Regions from separate parts of the Homo sapiens genome. Here region 2 is linked to region 1. Evidence: chromatin contacts called from ENCODE Hi-C data. All regions are on one chromosome and are shown on one strand. The core of a region is the stretch at or near the end of the contact, and the rest is flanking DNA. Distances in the headings are between cores, read along the strand shown. Region 1 overlaps MIR3681HG (MIR3681 host gene). Region 2 overlaps MIR3681HG (MIR3681 host gene).

Region 1 (7,967 bases), core at 2,616-5,115:
CCTATTTTCTTTTCCGAGGCACACTGGAATACAACACTTTTCAGGATCCTTTGTAGTTATGTTAGGGCTCTGTGACCTGGATTTCAGACCTAAGAATGGAAGCAGAAATGCTATGTGCCAACTCCAGGCAGGCCTGACCACATAAACCCCTGTGCATCCTGCTCATGCTCTGCACCTGTATGGTCACTGCAAAGGAGGCTGCAAGTGGAGGATGAAGGTGGCAGACCAGAGAAGAATGATGGTCTGGGTCGTCCCCTGGAGGAGAAACAAGAAGAAGAGCCAGTCAGCTCACAGCAGATGCAGGTGGAAAGAAAAATAAATGACTCTTGTTTATACCACTCAAACAATTGTTGCAGAAACTATCCTGCAAGTACATGTGTATTCAAAATATATATATACTGGGGGAAATGGAGGCAGTGAGTGAGGACAATTGATTTTGTGAGGATATTTGGTATAAATGAGGGAGACAAATGGAACAATAAAGGGAGAAGAAAAGAGTGTGTGTGTGTGTATGTGTGTGTGTGTGTGTTGAAAAGATGTATGTTTGCATCCTCATGGGAAAGAGCAGGTACAGAAGGAAAAGTGATGGTGAGGTCAGAGAGCAACCAATCAACCAATGGCAGGAGCAACATCCGTTGGTAGGAAGAGGACATGGAATGTAATACATGCCGCTCAGGAACAGCACTTGCTGGGAGCACAGACAATTCATCTACACGGCAGGAGAGGAAGCAATGCATAAGGACACAGGTTCAGGCTGGTGAGTAGATGGGTTGGTGTTAATTTACAGAGGTTTCCCTCTGAAAACTTCAATTTTCTCAGCAAGATCACCAGTGGAGATTGCACATGGGGGAGAAGGTGTCAGAGATTTGAGGAAAGAGATGAAGGTGAATAATAAAACTGTTGCATAGGAGCATGGGACCAAGAATGCACTAGGAGATTATCAAATGTTTGCTGCATTGCTGTAAGGGTCCACTTGAAATTAATGATCATGAATTTACAGCAAGACCAGAATGTTTTTGTCCAGCAGAGTCCAGATTCTAGCTGGTTGAAATGAAAGGCTATGGAATTTCAGTTGGGTAAATAGAGCAGTGATGACATATGAAAGACAGATAGTGGGAAAAAAATAATAGAATTAATAGATTGCAGGATGCTGTGAGGTTAAACGATTGTTGGAGTCAAGGGTACTAAGAGAAAGAAGCCAAAAAGATGGCAAAGGACAGAGAGAAGGATGCTTAAAATGGGAGACCATGGAGAAGTTGCTGTTATCACTGATAGTAATGAAATCATACATATGATTGTGGGAATGAGTACTTAGGTGGATGAGAAAAAGAAGAGGAGGCCAAGGGATTTGGAGGCCCCAGGGATAAAAGGGTCTCCTAAATGGATGCTGAGACCACTCACCCTGGTAATGTGTCACCTATTAATAGTGAGTCTGGAACTAAAAACTTCAAACAGTGCGGGGAGTGACCTAGGAGTTGGCACATGACTTCAAGAAGTAGTGGTGGGTGGTACAAACTGGGACCATGGATACAGAACTGGGGGGACAGTTAGAATATTGGAAGGAAAGAAAAAATGGTCGGGAGTCTCCCAGAAGAGGCAGGGACACCCCCCTCACCACATGTAAGCCCATTTTGGGAGAGAGGCAGTGTCCTTCTGGGAGGGCTAAGTTTCAGGGAATCAAAGGTAAAGGGAACCATCAGGAAAGAATGATGCTAGAGGTGTTTTGTATTGATGTCCAACCATATGAAGAGATCACAGGGAAAGAGTTACAGGAATTGGAAAAGATTTGATGAAAAACAGAAAGTTGTATTACAGATATTTGTGGGGGTCAGAGTCTGGGGCTGAGAGCTGACCTGAGGCAGTTGGGGTGACTGATCCAAGCAGGGCAAAAGGAGTGTTGGAAGTGGTGAGGGGTAGCAGATGCTGTGGAAATAAAGGGTTGAAGGTTTGTCAGGAGCTCTCAGAGTTCCAGGCTCCCACCAGCATTCTGCCAGAAACCCCAAAGCAGGCAGAAAATCCTCTTATTGAGGCATGCTAAACTCTCATTTAATGCTTTAAATGAATGAGTGAATGAATGAATCAATCAATCAATGAGCCCAACACTTTCATTCTAATGAAGAGAACAACCTCGACTCTGAAGGGGTGGAGTCCCTTGTTCCAGGACACAAGGTAGGAGAAGACACATCCCTTGGGTTGAATTTGGGTTGAATTTGGGTTGAATGGTAACACTCAAACTAACCAGCCCTGTCACCTTAAGCAATTTCCTCACCCAGGAACCTCGGTTTTCTAATTTGTAATTTTAAAAAATTTTAACAAGTAGATATTAAAAGCATCTGCTTCATCAGTTATTGAAGAAACTGGGTTAATGAAGTCTTAAAACTGTGCCTAGCATTTAGTAAACACTCTTCATGTGTTAGCTATGATTATTAACTATGAGTCCTGCTCAATGTCTTCATATCTAAAGCTTTTAACCCACATGTCCCCAAGTCTTCCAGCATTCTGAGCTCAACCTTTCCTAGTAAATCCACTTTAAATGACCTAAGTCCCCATTCCACATATACTGGAAAACCCAGTCTCTTCCAGATTTCCAAGGGCTTACTTTCTCCTCCCCACCCTGGCTCCACATTCCTGCTTCCTATGACTCCCAGGAGTTGCTAGTTTTCTCACTTCCTAAGGCTGCTGGCTTTCTTCCATCACCTCAACCCCTTTGGTGTGCAACTCAAACTCTCTCTTTTATTCCTCAGAGCAACCCTGATACCAGGCTTTCCTGGAAACCAGACACTTACTGAATATTGATAGTGAACCATGGCACCATGTGCATGGTACACACACAATTCATTCACCTATTTTCTTCATTAACCCTTTCTTCCGCCATCCTTGCCAAGAATTGCACAGTTTCTAGTTTTAAATTGATGGACTTCCTTTCATTACCAAGACTTTTTTTCTCTTCTTTAACTATTTCCTTTGCACTCCTCTTCATTATCTATACGTGTACACACACACACACACACACACACACACGTAATTTCCACCTTCCCTATGCAATGCATCAGGAAGACTCCAAATCCCTACAAATTCCTGTTACTTAATTACGCAGATCAGTTTCCACTCTCAACTCCAACCCTATTCCAGATTCTAGCCCTAACTTTGTGGTCTACTCTTCTAAATAGGAAGGCTTGACTGACTTTTTTTAAATTACTTTGTTTTGCTTTTTAGCACATTCCAGATGAAGTCCCTAAACAGGGCTCCCTTCCCAACGAGAATTTATTCACGTATTACATGCTTTATAAGGCACTATCCAGAATACCCTCCTTTGAAGTGAGTAAGAAATTGTATCAAAGTCCCGAGGGACAGGACCCCTGATGGGAGTAGAACATAGTCGCACAAGTGCCAAGACACCAGCGTTCATCCTCAAGGGTTCCATTCTGGATTGCAGTAGAAGCTCTTGGAGGGAAAGAGGTCCAAAAAATATGACACACAAAAGTTTTAATAAAGGTCAGCAGCATGCCATCAGCCAACCTCCAAGCCTGATGTGAGTTTACCCCACAGTGAAGGGACATAGGCAGATTGAAGCCACACAGGCGTTCCTGTGACCTGCAAAACATGAACAGGAAGTGCACATTTGTAGAAAGAAATACAGCCACTTTGCTCACTGCACTACCTAGTTCTGGAAGCTCATGTTTTACTCCACCTAAGAGAAAGGGGGAAATTAGAAAGAAGGAAAATGAGAAATGCGGGGTTTTTTTTTAAGAAAGAGAAAAGGGAAAAAGTGAGTCTATGATTGCAAGCAAGATCTTCTGTTCCCCTGCTCTGTCTCTTTAAGGGTGAATTTCAGACTCTGCTTTGCTTCAGGTGACAGCACAGGAAGTAACAGTGAGCCTGGCTCCTTTTTAAGTCTTAAAAAGAGAAAACACCCAATCCTGACTGTGAAAATTCAAGCAGAATTTGATTTATTCTTCACCATGAATGATTCCATTTAAAGCAGGAAATAAACTCTGATAGCAAAAATGTAAATCAAACCTCAATGCATGAAATCAGTCTTCATTTTCCCCCCTCTATTATCAAACTACCACTCCTTTTATTGGAACTATACAGTTGGCTACATCCACCTGCTTTCAAACACAATCTCCATCTTCATTCGGGCTACTATTAAGTTATACTGCTATAACTAAGTACTGTGAACTGAGTGGCTTATGAACCACTAAAATTCATTTCTTACAGTTCCAAGGCTGGAAGCCCCAGATCAGGTGCCAGCATGGTCAGGTTCAGGCAAGGGTCCTTTTCCGGATTGTAGGCTTCTGACTTCTTGCTGTGTCCCCACATGATGAAAAGAGAGGTACTAGCTCTCTGGCCTTTTCCTATAAGGGCACTAATCCCATTCATGAGGGCTCCACCCTCATGACCTAATCACTTCCCAAAGGCTCCACCTCCAAATACTATCACATTGGGGAATCAATTTCAAAATATGAATTTTAGGGGGTAACAGTTCATAACAGCCTGTCCTTGACATGAGATCACATAACCATGGCAAAGAGTCCCCCAACCATCATACTTCCTGCACACACTGAAAATGCAGTGTTATACAGCAACACTCTCTCTTGGTTGGAGTAAGTCACCATTCTGAAGTCAACTACGTCTTTTCATTCTGGCTTATAATTGACCAAAAGTAAAGGGGGAGAAGAAAGAGAAAAGAAAGCTCTTATATGACTACCCAGAGTTTTGTAACCTAGACATGTCTTCAAAGACATGACTTTTTTTCCTGAATGTTCTAAAAATGGATGTTATGTATCTGCTAAAAATATGATAATTAACAAGTATGCTTTGAATCACATAATAGCAAATGTCATTTTCCTGTAAGATAGAGTATCAGTCATGAGCACTAATGTCCAGAGAGAGAGTTAAGCTGCTGACCCTAAAGGGAGAGCCAGCTGCACAACTGTGCATGGGAGTGACCAGAGCAAGTAGCCGAGACAGAGCAGACAGGGTAAGAGAACTGCTGATGAGAGAGCTGCTGAATAAAGCTGTATTTCACCTACCTACGGCACCCCCAAGTGTTCTTTCAGCTATCTGCCATTCAGTCACCCACTCCCTTTGGACCTCAGCTTGGGCTGGAGCCTGACCCTGAATCTAATACCACGCCTTATCTTTTCTTCATGAAACACCCTGAGACAGAATCCTTGTCTCAAGTCACACTATAGCAATAAAGTGGGTCCTTTTCTGCCCTCAAAGAAGAGAGTGCCTGTTCCGCATCTCTTTACTCATTTAGCAAACACCTATGATGATTTAGATTCTGAAGTTGGAAAAGTGAATGTGTTTCTAAGGTGCTCTCAGCCTCATTGGTTACAGAATATGCTTGGCTTCATGGTTCCCCCAAAACTCCGGGCCTCACACTGAACTTAACTTTGTCAATAGCTCAGTGAAGCAGAATGCAGATCATGGCTGTGCTCATTTCAGCATGCTGGTTCCCCCTCCCCTGGGCTCCAGCGGGACTGAGTCAGGTGTCCTTCCTTTTTTGCATTATCCACCAAATATGTGTCTTCACCTTGCCACTCAGAGTGTGACACAGGAACCAACAACATCACATCATCTAAAAGTTTTTTAAAAATGTAAACTCTCAGGCCTCTCTTCAAACCCACTGAGTCAGAATCTGCACTTAAAAGATCCCCAGGCAATTCAAAGGGACAGTAAAGTTGCAAAAGTACAGGTTCTCCAATGCAGCTTCACAATGGCCTCATCCGGGGAACCGTAAAAAATAAAGGTGCCAGGGTCCCACTTCAGAGACTAATTTATTCTGTAAAGGATGCCAGCTGGGACATTGGACTGTTTTAAATCTCCCCAGATCATTCTACTGTGTAGCTAAGTTTCAGAACGCCTGCAGTAGACAGGACTCACCTGTGTGGAGAAGCACCTGGTGTTATCTCAGAATAGGCAGAGGTGGGAGTGAGAATAAGGAAGGGTAGGGGCCAAGGACCTGGGAAGGAAGGCATCATCAAGACACGCTCTGAGATGGCCTCTAATTAACCTCCAATTGGACAGCCTCTCATGTAAGCCCTCACTTTACAAGAAGCCAAAGTCAGGAAAAGGTTGATTACTTGCCACAGTCATAAAGCAGGTGAGAATCAAAATAGAAAGCTGTCCAGGTTGGGGGATTGGAGAATGCCAGCAGCAAGAACTCTCAGCCTATTAAATGATTGATGTCTCTGCTATTCTCCCCACTCCCTTTCTGTGGGGCTAGCAATGTCCACAGGTGCTTCCACTCTGTTAACTCTACTCATTCCCTTTGTGCAAACCATAGAGGCTTTCATGGTTGCTACAACTCACCTGTACATTTGGCTCTGCGCTTCCTATGATCAATCCAAAAACCAAGATACAGTCAGTCTTGTTACCACAAAGTAAAAAGTGTCCCAGCTCCTCAGAGGAAGCAAAGTCTTTCCTGGCCCTTGCTCTAGGCTTCATCTAGAAGGAAGCTGGAGCAAGGACCTAACGCACACTACCTCAAAGACATCCCACACAGTAATAGTTTTCATAAAGCCATTATGTATAATATCTCTGGATGTAAGCCAAGGAAATAACATTAAAATGCATGAAAATTCTGCTGGGGACTAAGAACATATGGTCCAAGTGCACAGCTTGATGCAGGAATAAAAATTAGCACAACTAGAGGAAGGGATAAACAGCATGCCCTTCAAACAAGTCCTCATAAATATCACTTCCATTATCCAGGCTTTTGATAAAGCAGTCAAGGATTAAGGTTCAATTCACTGCCTCAAATGCCATTGCTTTATGTCATGGATTGAAGGAGAAGCCCAAACAAGCAAATAGTAGGGTTTCCATTCATTTGTGAAAACTCATAACTCTATCCAAGACATTTAGGAGAATAGAGGATCATGTGTTTTGTGCAAAATGGGGTCAAATGTCTATCCAAAAGGAAAATCCAAGAGTTTTCTCAAAACAGTTTGTCTCTATTACAACACACAAATATACAAATGATTGATCAAGTCTTGAAATTCTTTTTTTTTTTTTTAAGACATTCTCACTCAGTCACCCAGACTGGCGTGCAGTGGTGACATCTTGGTTCACTGCAACCTCCGCTCCCAGGTTTGAGCAATTCTCCCACCTCAGCCTTCCAAGTAGCTGGGATTACAGGCATGCACCACCACACCTGGCCAAGTCTTGAAATTCTATACACCATGCATGGTATATAGAATGTACCTACATGTCTCCATGGTCCCTGTTTCTAAATGACATGAGAGTCCTGGGGCAACACTTGGTCAGAGGGCTGGGCTTAAGGGAAATTCCTGCAGAAAAGAGAACATCAAATAAATCTTGAGAGATGAAGCAGCTGTCAATCAGTCAAAATGTGCAGGGACGATCTGAATTGGAGAATAGCCTGAGCTTTAGAGGTGGGCATTGCTGAATTGTTGGAGGGAGAGTGAGAGCTGGACGGGCAGCCTGCCTGGGTGAGGGGAATGGCGTGTATGGGGGAGTTGTGGAACATGCAGGTCAATTCTCTCCACTCCAATAACACTCATCCCTCATTCAAGAGCTCAACTTATAGAAAGGCCCATCATTTGGTGGTTCAAGCAGAAAACAGCACCATCTTCAACTCCCTTCTCTTCATCATTCACATCTATTGGCACCATGTCAATTCTGCCAATGGAATATCTTTCAAATCTATTCCTTCCAGCTACCTCTACTTCTCTTAGCTCAGACCTTGTCACGTAGGTTGCATGCCATAAATCATGACCACCAAAATCTGCCTTTAGAAAGTGTGATGGTTAATACCGAGTGTCAACTTGACTGGATTGACAGATACAAAATATTGATCCTGGGTGTGTCTGTGAGGGTGTTGCCAAAAGAGATTAACATGTGAGTCAGTGTGCTTGGGAAGGCAGATCCACCCTTAATCTGGTGGGCTCAATCTAATCAGCTGCCATCGAATATAAGACAGGCAGAAAAACGTGAAA
Region 2 (7,967 bases), core at 552-3,051, 370 kb before region 1:
ATGAATAGACATTAATGCTTTAATTGTAAAGATGAGAAATTTACTGTATAGGTAGTTGCAGTAACTATCCCGTTTACTAATTGCCAGAACCTCCAGCAACAACATCTACTCCATTAACAATGTATTTATTTACCTGACTCCTGTCTTTCTTTCTGCACTGCATAGCTGGGTGTGCAGGGATTCCTGTCCTTGAGATGGGGAACTTCATGGCTTGGGGGAGATTAGTTTAGTTCACCCCATGATGAGGACACAGTGCAGGTGGGATGTCCAGGCAGAGCTGGCCTCCTACTACTGTTGGAAGAGAGTTTCCTGGAACTCAGAGGGCCCAAGGCAGAGATTTCAATGTTAAATCCCTTCAATTTTTATAAAATAATTAACATACAGGAATGGGAAAAGCACGTCACTAATAACGGAGAGAAGAGCCCTTAAGTTTGAAAGGTAGGCTCCTACTGAGGGGCCTGAGAATTTAAAGGGTAATTGTTCGATAAAAAGAGAATCATGGCTGCCATGTTATCTATTTCTATGGCATACTTATTTAAAACCGTCATCTAGAGAGCACGATTAAAGTATGTTAAACCCAAGTCATCTGTTTCCTTTTCCCTGGATTTTTGGGTGATTCTTTTGACAATTCTGGGTCCCACTGACTTAGACTTGTGGTTTTAAGCTATTATTGGTGAACCTCAAACCAGATGTTTCACGTGGGAGAGAGGCAATGTGGGAAGGCATGGTGGCATTTACATGCAGAGGCAGAAAGGTTGAATCAGCAAAGATTTCTGAGTCGTCTCATGCTCAGATATGACGTGCAGAGCAGTATCGTGGGGGCCACACCACGAATCTGGGAACCTGACTTCCAGGGCCAGCCCTGGTTCTGTCTTGCTGTTGTGTGGCTTTCAAGGGGCAAGTTACTTCCTCTACCTCAGGCCCTATGTCCTTCATTTGAAAGCTTTCTGCCAGTTGCCAATTCTCTAATTCCCTTTTCAATTCCAAGTTGTCTGATGTCAACTTTGTGTCCCATTTGCCCCCTTCCAGAATGTTCTTGCACACACCTCGGTCTGGTAACTCATTTCTTGAATTCTTTAGTTCATAGATTTGTATACATTCATCTTCTCAGCAGCAGTGCCTTCCCCTGACTTCCTGAGTCCACACATTATTCAAGCTTCAGTTACTCTTTCCCTCAGGGAGAGACTTTGGTTGACTTCTGGTCATGTTCTAATTCACCAATACAAAATTTTGATTCCTTAAGAAATCTAAATTCATTAAATATTAGGCTTATGCAGGATCCTCAGAAATCCACTAATTTTACATGGAGAGTAAATGAGGACGGCATAGACTTGACAGATAATAGAGATTCCACAATTTTTTTCAATTGTGTTGAATATATTTCTAGAACTTAATAGAAAACATCTATTTAGAATTTCCCTCCAAGACATAAGTTTTCTCTTCTTCCTAGCATTCCCTCCTTACTATTAGAGTTCATGGTAACCTTGAGAAATTAAAATGTTGCAAAGCCCATGCCCTCACCTCCACGGAGACACTGATAGGGAGGTGGTGTAAAGAATACTGGGATTAAAACTCAAGCTCTGTCTCTGACATTCATTCACTGTATGACCTTAGGAACATCAATTATCTTGTAAGGGTAAACTCTCTGTTTCCTTTTTCCTACTTCTCTGTTCAATTCCTAAGTGTGAAACCACTGGCGTATGAAGGCCCTGTGTAAATTGCAAGGAGCTGTACAAATGCAAGCTACTTTTGATAGGCAGAGAGGCCAAGTGCCTGCATGTGATGTAGTAGTTGCATGTGTGTGTAAGCAGGGGGTGTTATATATTTCACAACTGCTTGACTGAGATATAATTCACATGCCATATAATTCTTCTATTTAAAATGTATTTTTAATCAGTGAGATGTTCACTTCTGCCAAATTTATGTGGCACTAAGGCATCTTCTTTTCTTTTTATTGGCTTTATTGTATAGCTGGTTTCATCCAGGCTCATAGAAGCAAAAGCTCTGTCAGGTGACCTGGTTTGCAAGGCCCCAGCACCCCCGGCTTTCGGTATGAGTCGTCCTGATGTTCTTTTGCCTGTTCAGTCAGTGGAGGGGCAGGAAGGGGAAGGGTGGAGGAGAGTTCCCACCCTTTCCTGCCTAACAGCAGAGACCTCAAACCTGCACCAGCAAACAAAGGAGTAAGGGTTTCATGTATTTTGTGTTTCTTATTGCCTGATCCTAAACTTAAAACCATCTTTCATCTTGTTAAATTGTCAACTGTCCTTCTTTCTGTGTTTTTAAAATTATTTTAACAAGTCAAAATTGCCTGACTACTTGCAAGAGTACATCAGTAATACAAAATTACTACCAGAACAGAAAGTGGCATCAATAAATATCTGCATCCTATTCAGCTTTAGACAATGATTGTTAAAATTAACCATTGTTACTAATTTAACATGTAACTTACGACATGGAATACCTTTTCTCCCTACTAAGGCAAAAAAAAAAAAAAAGGACTCCAATTGGTCTTGACAGTACATGAGCCATTTTTATTGGAACACAGCATTATTTTTCAAAATTAATCTTGTTCATCACATCTAAAGTGGCTCCAGACCAAAACATAAGAGAGCTGCCAATTGATAGATCATTGACAGTGCTGGCTGCACTGTGACAGCTAAGACAGAGCCCCCAGGTAGCAGGGAGGTGAAAGGCCCTGTTGAGAGCTGAAGCTCAAACTTGTAGACTCTTTGTTCCTCTAACTCTCTCTAGCTTGGATTCTTCAGTCCTTTCTCAGGAGCTCAGTTTCCTCCCTAAACATTGGAAGAGAGTCAGGGTCTCTTCAATGCCCCGTGAGTTGTGGGAGGCTGCATTTCCACAATTCTAAGACCCAGCAGAACAAGAAGATGCACAGCCCCCATGTGTCTGCAGAAAAATGGGTGCCTATAGGCATGAAAAGTCAGACATGTCGAGACTTATCTCATTCCTTTCACCTAATTTTATAAATTCAAGGACATTTCCCAAGCTTTCTGCATATTCATAAAGAACACAGCAAAATTTGTCATTAAGTTTGATCGCCTCTTCTTTCAGCACCTGAGACTGTCTCCTTTCCACCCATACACCGTCAGATGTTACTTGGCATTAATGGAGTTTTGAGTCTATACCAGAAACAGATGAGGCAAGTTTGCTGTGTGGTATAAAGCTGACCCATGCTCTCTGACGTTGAGCAGCAAATGAGGACATATACATATATATGCATTTTTTCACAGTAAAGAAGCCATTTTTATATCAATTATTTCATCGGATCCATACTGCTACTTTATGAGGTTATGATATGAACGAGATAACGGAGGCTCTAAGACATTGGGCAGGCTGGGTGCGGTGGCTCATGCCTGTAATCCCAGCACTTTGGGAGGCCGAGGAGGGTGGATCACCTGAGGGCAGGAGTTGGAGACCAACCTGGACAATGTGATGAAACTCTGCCTCTACTAAAAATACAAAAAAAAAATTAGCCAGGCATGGTGGCAGGTGACTGTAATCCCATGTACTCGGGACACTGAGGCAGGAGAATTGCTTGAACCCAGGAAGCACAGGTTGTAGTGAGCCGAGATCACATGAAAAATGCACTCCCGCCTGGGCAACAGAGAGAGACTCCATCTCAAAAACCAAAAAAAAAAAAAAAAGAAAAAAGAAAAAAAAGACATTGGGCAACTAATGGAGGGGCGGCAGCAGAGCAGGGGGTGAACCAGGTGCCCTGGCTCCCGAGTCCAGCCTTCTGTCCAAAGCACCTTCTTCCTTTGGACAAATGCCAAAGCAGCTAAAATGCAGAGCAGATGGTACATAAAAAGTAAGTGCTCTGGGGGCACCAAGAAGGAAGGTGAAACCCAAAGCTTCCTCTTAAAGACAACGCTTGTCCCTTAGTTATATATTTATCTACAGACCTTTGCACAGAGCCTGAACAACGGGAGCATCATGAATGCTTGTTGAGGGGATGCTAAGAGCATGATGAGATGAGGAAGGTCTTACGAAGGAGGTGACATTGAGATGGACAAATAATGCTGGCACTTTGGAGGCAGGGAGGGCCTTTCCAAAGTTCTACAGATAAATGATGAATGGAAAATAGATACTCCAAGCATGAAAAATTAATCCATGTAGCTGGAGAGCTGGGATTATGAAGGGGAAATGAAGAAGCAAAATCCACATTATATTTGCTGAGAAACGTAAGTGTTCAAACAAGAAATTTGAACACTGTTCTCTAGACAATGAAGACCCTAAATCTAATGGTTTTGAGTGAAGTATTGACGTTTTCATGTGAGCAAATAAAAGATTAATTACAATAATCAGGCATTTAGTGGGCACATGGACAGGCATTTCTCTGGGCATATAGAGATTCATGCCCCATTAGGGACAGGACTCTGTTGACTGTTAGTAAAGCTCCCCTTGTTTGCTGCCTCATATTTGAGAATATATCTCTGGAATATCTTCTCCTCATCTCTTTCGTATGCCTTCCTCACTAGCACATTTACTTATGAGTAGGGTGGCCAATTCGTCTTGGTTTGTCAGGATGCTCCTGGTTTTAGCACTAAAAATCGTGCTTCTCAGAAAAACCCCTCAGTCCCTGAATGCATTTACTATGTATATGCTAACATCTCCCAAATCCCTAGCTCCAGTATAGTCTTTCCTCCTGAAATCCATACCCATGTATCCAGCAATGTTAAGGCAACTTCATTTGGGTGACTCAGAGTTAATTAAAACCTGAGATGTCTCTGACTATCCCATAACTTTCCTGCTTTCCAAAACAGCTCCCCAGCTATTGTCCCAACACAATCCACCCAGCTGCTCAAGCTGGAACCACAGAAGTGTCTTGTGACTCCTCTCTCTGACTCATCCCACTCACATCCAATCACCTCCTGAGGACCTCTCAGACATTCACCTTTCTCCTGTCCCACCGCCTCTATCCCAGAGCAAGCCACTGTTGTCTCTTCCTTAAATTTTTATAACAGAATCTTAATTTGGTCTCTTGCTCTTCTGACAAATATTTGTTACCACACCAGAATGATGATTTTAAAATGCACATATTATCCTGCAACTATGCTCTTTAGAAATCTTCAGAGGTTTATATCCAAACTCCTTGACCAAACTCACAAGGTCTACCATATCTGAGGATTGCCTACGTTCCTAGGCCATCTGCAAATAGAGTCCCACTCACTCCTGCATGAGGGGTAGGGAAAAGGCACAGGCTGGCATGTGATGCCTTTTCCCTTTCTCCTCACTAGCAATGTGAACTCAGTGAAAAATAATTCTTCCTTCTTCCTATTGGGGGAGTAGGTTTACAAATGCTCCACCAGCTCCCATTTTCCCAAAAAGAGACTTTTTATTAATCGAATTAGTGAGAACTCGAATTTATTAAACTATATTTTACTAGCAGGCAGGGTCTCTGTGTTAAATGCAGCTCTCACTTGGTATTCTGACACCTCCAAAGGTATACACGGCTCTCAACTTCTGTACTGCAAAATCATAAATCTGAATCAAGGTATTCTCTCTTTTTCTCTCTCTCTCCCTCTTTCTTTCTTTCTCTCTCCCTGCTACCCACCACTCTCCACCACCAATTTTCTCTGAAGACCTCAGCATACCTGGGTATACAGATCTAAAATTTAAATTCAAAGACAGGAAGTCCCAATTGAACTTCAAGTCTAAACCACAATTTCTTTTTCTCCCTCAGTTTTTTTATTCTGAGAGTTTTCAAATATCCAGAAAAGTTGAAAGAATAGATTAAGAGTACCCATAAACCAACAACCTACATTTAACTACTAGTAACATTCTTCTTTATCTCACTATATTTCTGAACCATTGAAAATAAGTTGCAACCGTCATGACACTTCACCCATAAATACTTGCTCATGCATGATTTAAGAGCATGTATATTCTCCTTCACAACCTCAATGTCATTGTCACACATAAGACAGCTAACAATAATGCCCTAATGTTGAATATCCAACTCAAATCCAAGTTTTCATAACTGTCCCAAGGATGTTCATTATAGTTTTTATTTTTTAAGTCAGGATCTATTTAAGATTTACACATTGCATATGGTGATGTTTTTGAAGCTCCATTTATTGGGCATTTACTATGTCCCAGAATACACAGCTCATTCTATTTAATTTTCACAAGAAAATTTGAGATAGCTTTTGTTATTATATAAAATGATGATAAAATACTTAGCTTTGAATACTCTGATGTATTTTAGTTATTCACTATTACAATCACAGAATCTATCACAGGGCATTAGATGTACTAGGTACTAACATATAACCACAATTTCCAATCCAGGGTGTACCAAAGCTGTGTTCTGAAGTATCAAATGCCTGCTGTGATGGTTAATACTAAGTGTCAACTTGATTGGATTGAAGGATGCAAAGTATTGATTCTGAGTGTGTCTGTGAGTACGTTGTCAAAGGAGATTAACATTTGAGTCAGTGGGCTGGGAAAGGCAGACCCACTCTTAATCTGGGTGGACACCATCTAATATTCTAGCCAGCACGGCTAGAATATAAGCAGGCAGAAAAACGTGAAAAGAGAGACTGGTCTAGCCTCCCAGCCTACATCTTTCTGGATGCTTCCTGCCCTTGAACATCAGACTCCAAGTTCTTCAGTTTGGGACTCAGACTGGCTTTCCCTGCTCCTCAGCTTGCAGACGACCTATTGTGGGACCTTACGATCATGTGAGTTAATACTTAACAAACTCTTATATGTATATATACACTCCCCTTCTATTTCATATATATAATATATGTATATATATATAATATATATATATACACACACATACTCCTATATATAGGAGTATATATATGAAATATATATTATTTATATAATATGTAATATTTTATTATTATATAAATTAGTTCTCACTAATAAAACTAATACTCTATTAGTTTTGTCCCTCTAAAGTACCCTGACTAATACACCTGCCTTTTGATGAACAAACTTTACTTCCCCAGTTAGCAATGGCTCCGTTTATTCACTCCATGTGTCAGAACTTCGGGGGGACACAGCTTAAATGTGATTCTCTCCATTATTCCATCCATGACCACCACTATTAGATCCCCTACCAATATTCTTCTATAGCAACCCATTCTCCTTAGGTGACAGATGCCAACTTATAATTCTTTGTTCAGACTGTCTTCCCCACTAGAATGTAGGCTTCATGAGGTCAAGAATGGTGACAGTTTTATTTGTTTCTATATCCTCAGTCTTAGGCAAAGAAGTTAGTGCATATTAGTACTCAACAAATATTTATGGAATTGGTGCAGAAAACTATGGTTCCTGAACTTTCTGAAAGCAGAACTTTCTCAGTTCTGCTGGAGGACTGAGGATCAGGGAGAATAAGCATGGGAAAGGTCTTTGAAAATCTAATAAGCTACGTGGCTACAAGTGAGTATCACGACTTCCTTTCTACACATTGAAACTTAATTTGGAACGGTGCTTGTGTATCGGCATCAGCCTTCACCAGGCCTCCTCTGTGGGGCAGAAATCATTTATCTTTTACTCAACTTTTATGTCAGAGCGTGTATCTTGGAGCTCCTATGACACACAGATTTGGGTTGTGCTTGATGGAATGTGTCCTGTAACTACAGAGATTATGAATATTCTAACCCCAGATTACCTCTACTTTCAATGGAATATGAAAGTCTGTCTTTCTCTCTCTCTTAACAAGACAAACGTGTATTCAACCAAAGTATTTATTTATCCAATCAGATCCATTATTAGCAGGTTTTTAAAAATGGCCACAGGATTGAAGAGATGAAGTAACCGTCATCTGTAAGATTTGGCTAATGACAAGAGCAAGCAACATCCCTCCCACTCACATGCCTTGCTTCTTAGGGAGCTGCTGTTGTGGATGGAAGTGCTGTTCTAGGGTATAAGTCCCCTTCAAGTACAAACATAATTTAGAGCTATCTTAGAAAAGTTGTCACTCATATAACCTG

What was found. A loop is a pair of places that touch in the nucleus more often than their neighbours do. Pooled maps may share reads with other maps.
Region 2: a loop to region 1 is called in a map of naive thymus-derived CD4-positive, alpha-beta T cell, with 2.0 times the contacts of the local background. The contact joins two enhancer-like sites. A Hi-C loop is called at or near these places in 2 of 168 maps with a recorded cell type or tissue (mesothelial cell of epicardium and naive thymus-derived CD4-positive, alpha-beta T cell) and 9 of 50 pooled maps.

What each region holds. Positions count from the first base shown.
Region 1 is chr2:12,123,594-12,131,560 of GRCh38, reverse strand. The region is part of intron 2 of MIR3681HG (MIR3681 host gene); the gene reads right to left. Among named protein-coding and RNA genes, the nearest start is that of MIR3681, 72 kb to the left of the region's middle. Within about 2 kb of position 3,865, at least 5 of the 41 ENCODE cell types and tissues checked have a DNase peak (open chromatin) inside an H3K27ac peak, as active enhancers do.
Region 2 is chr2:12,495,750-12,503,716 of GRCh38, reverse strand. All of the region lies in intron 4 of MIR3681HG (MIR3681 host gene), which reads right to left. Among named protein-coding and RNA genes, the nearest start is that of TRIB2, 220 kb to the left of the region's middle. Within about 2 kb of position 1,801, at least 9 of the 41 ENCODE cell types and tissues checked have a DNase peak (open chromatin) inside an H3K27ac peak, as active enhancers do.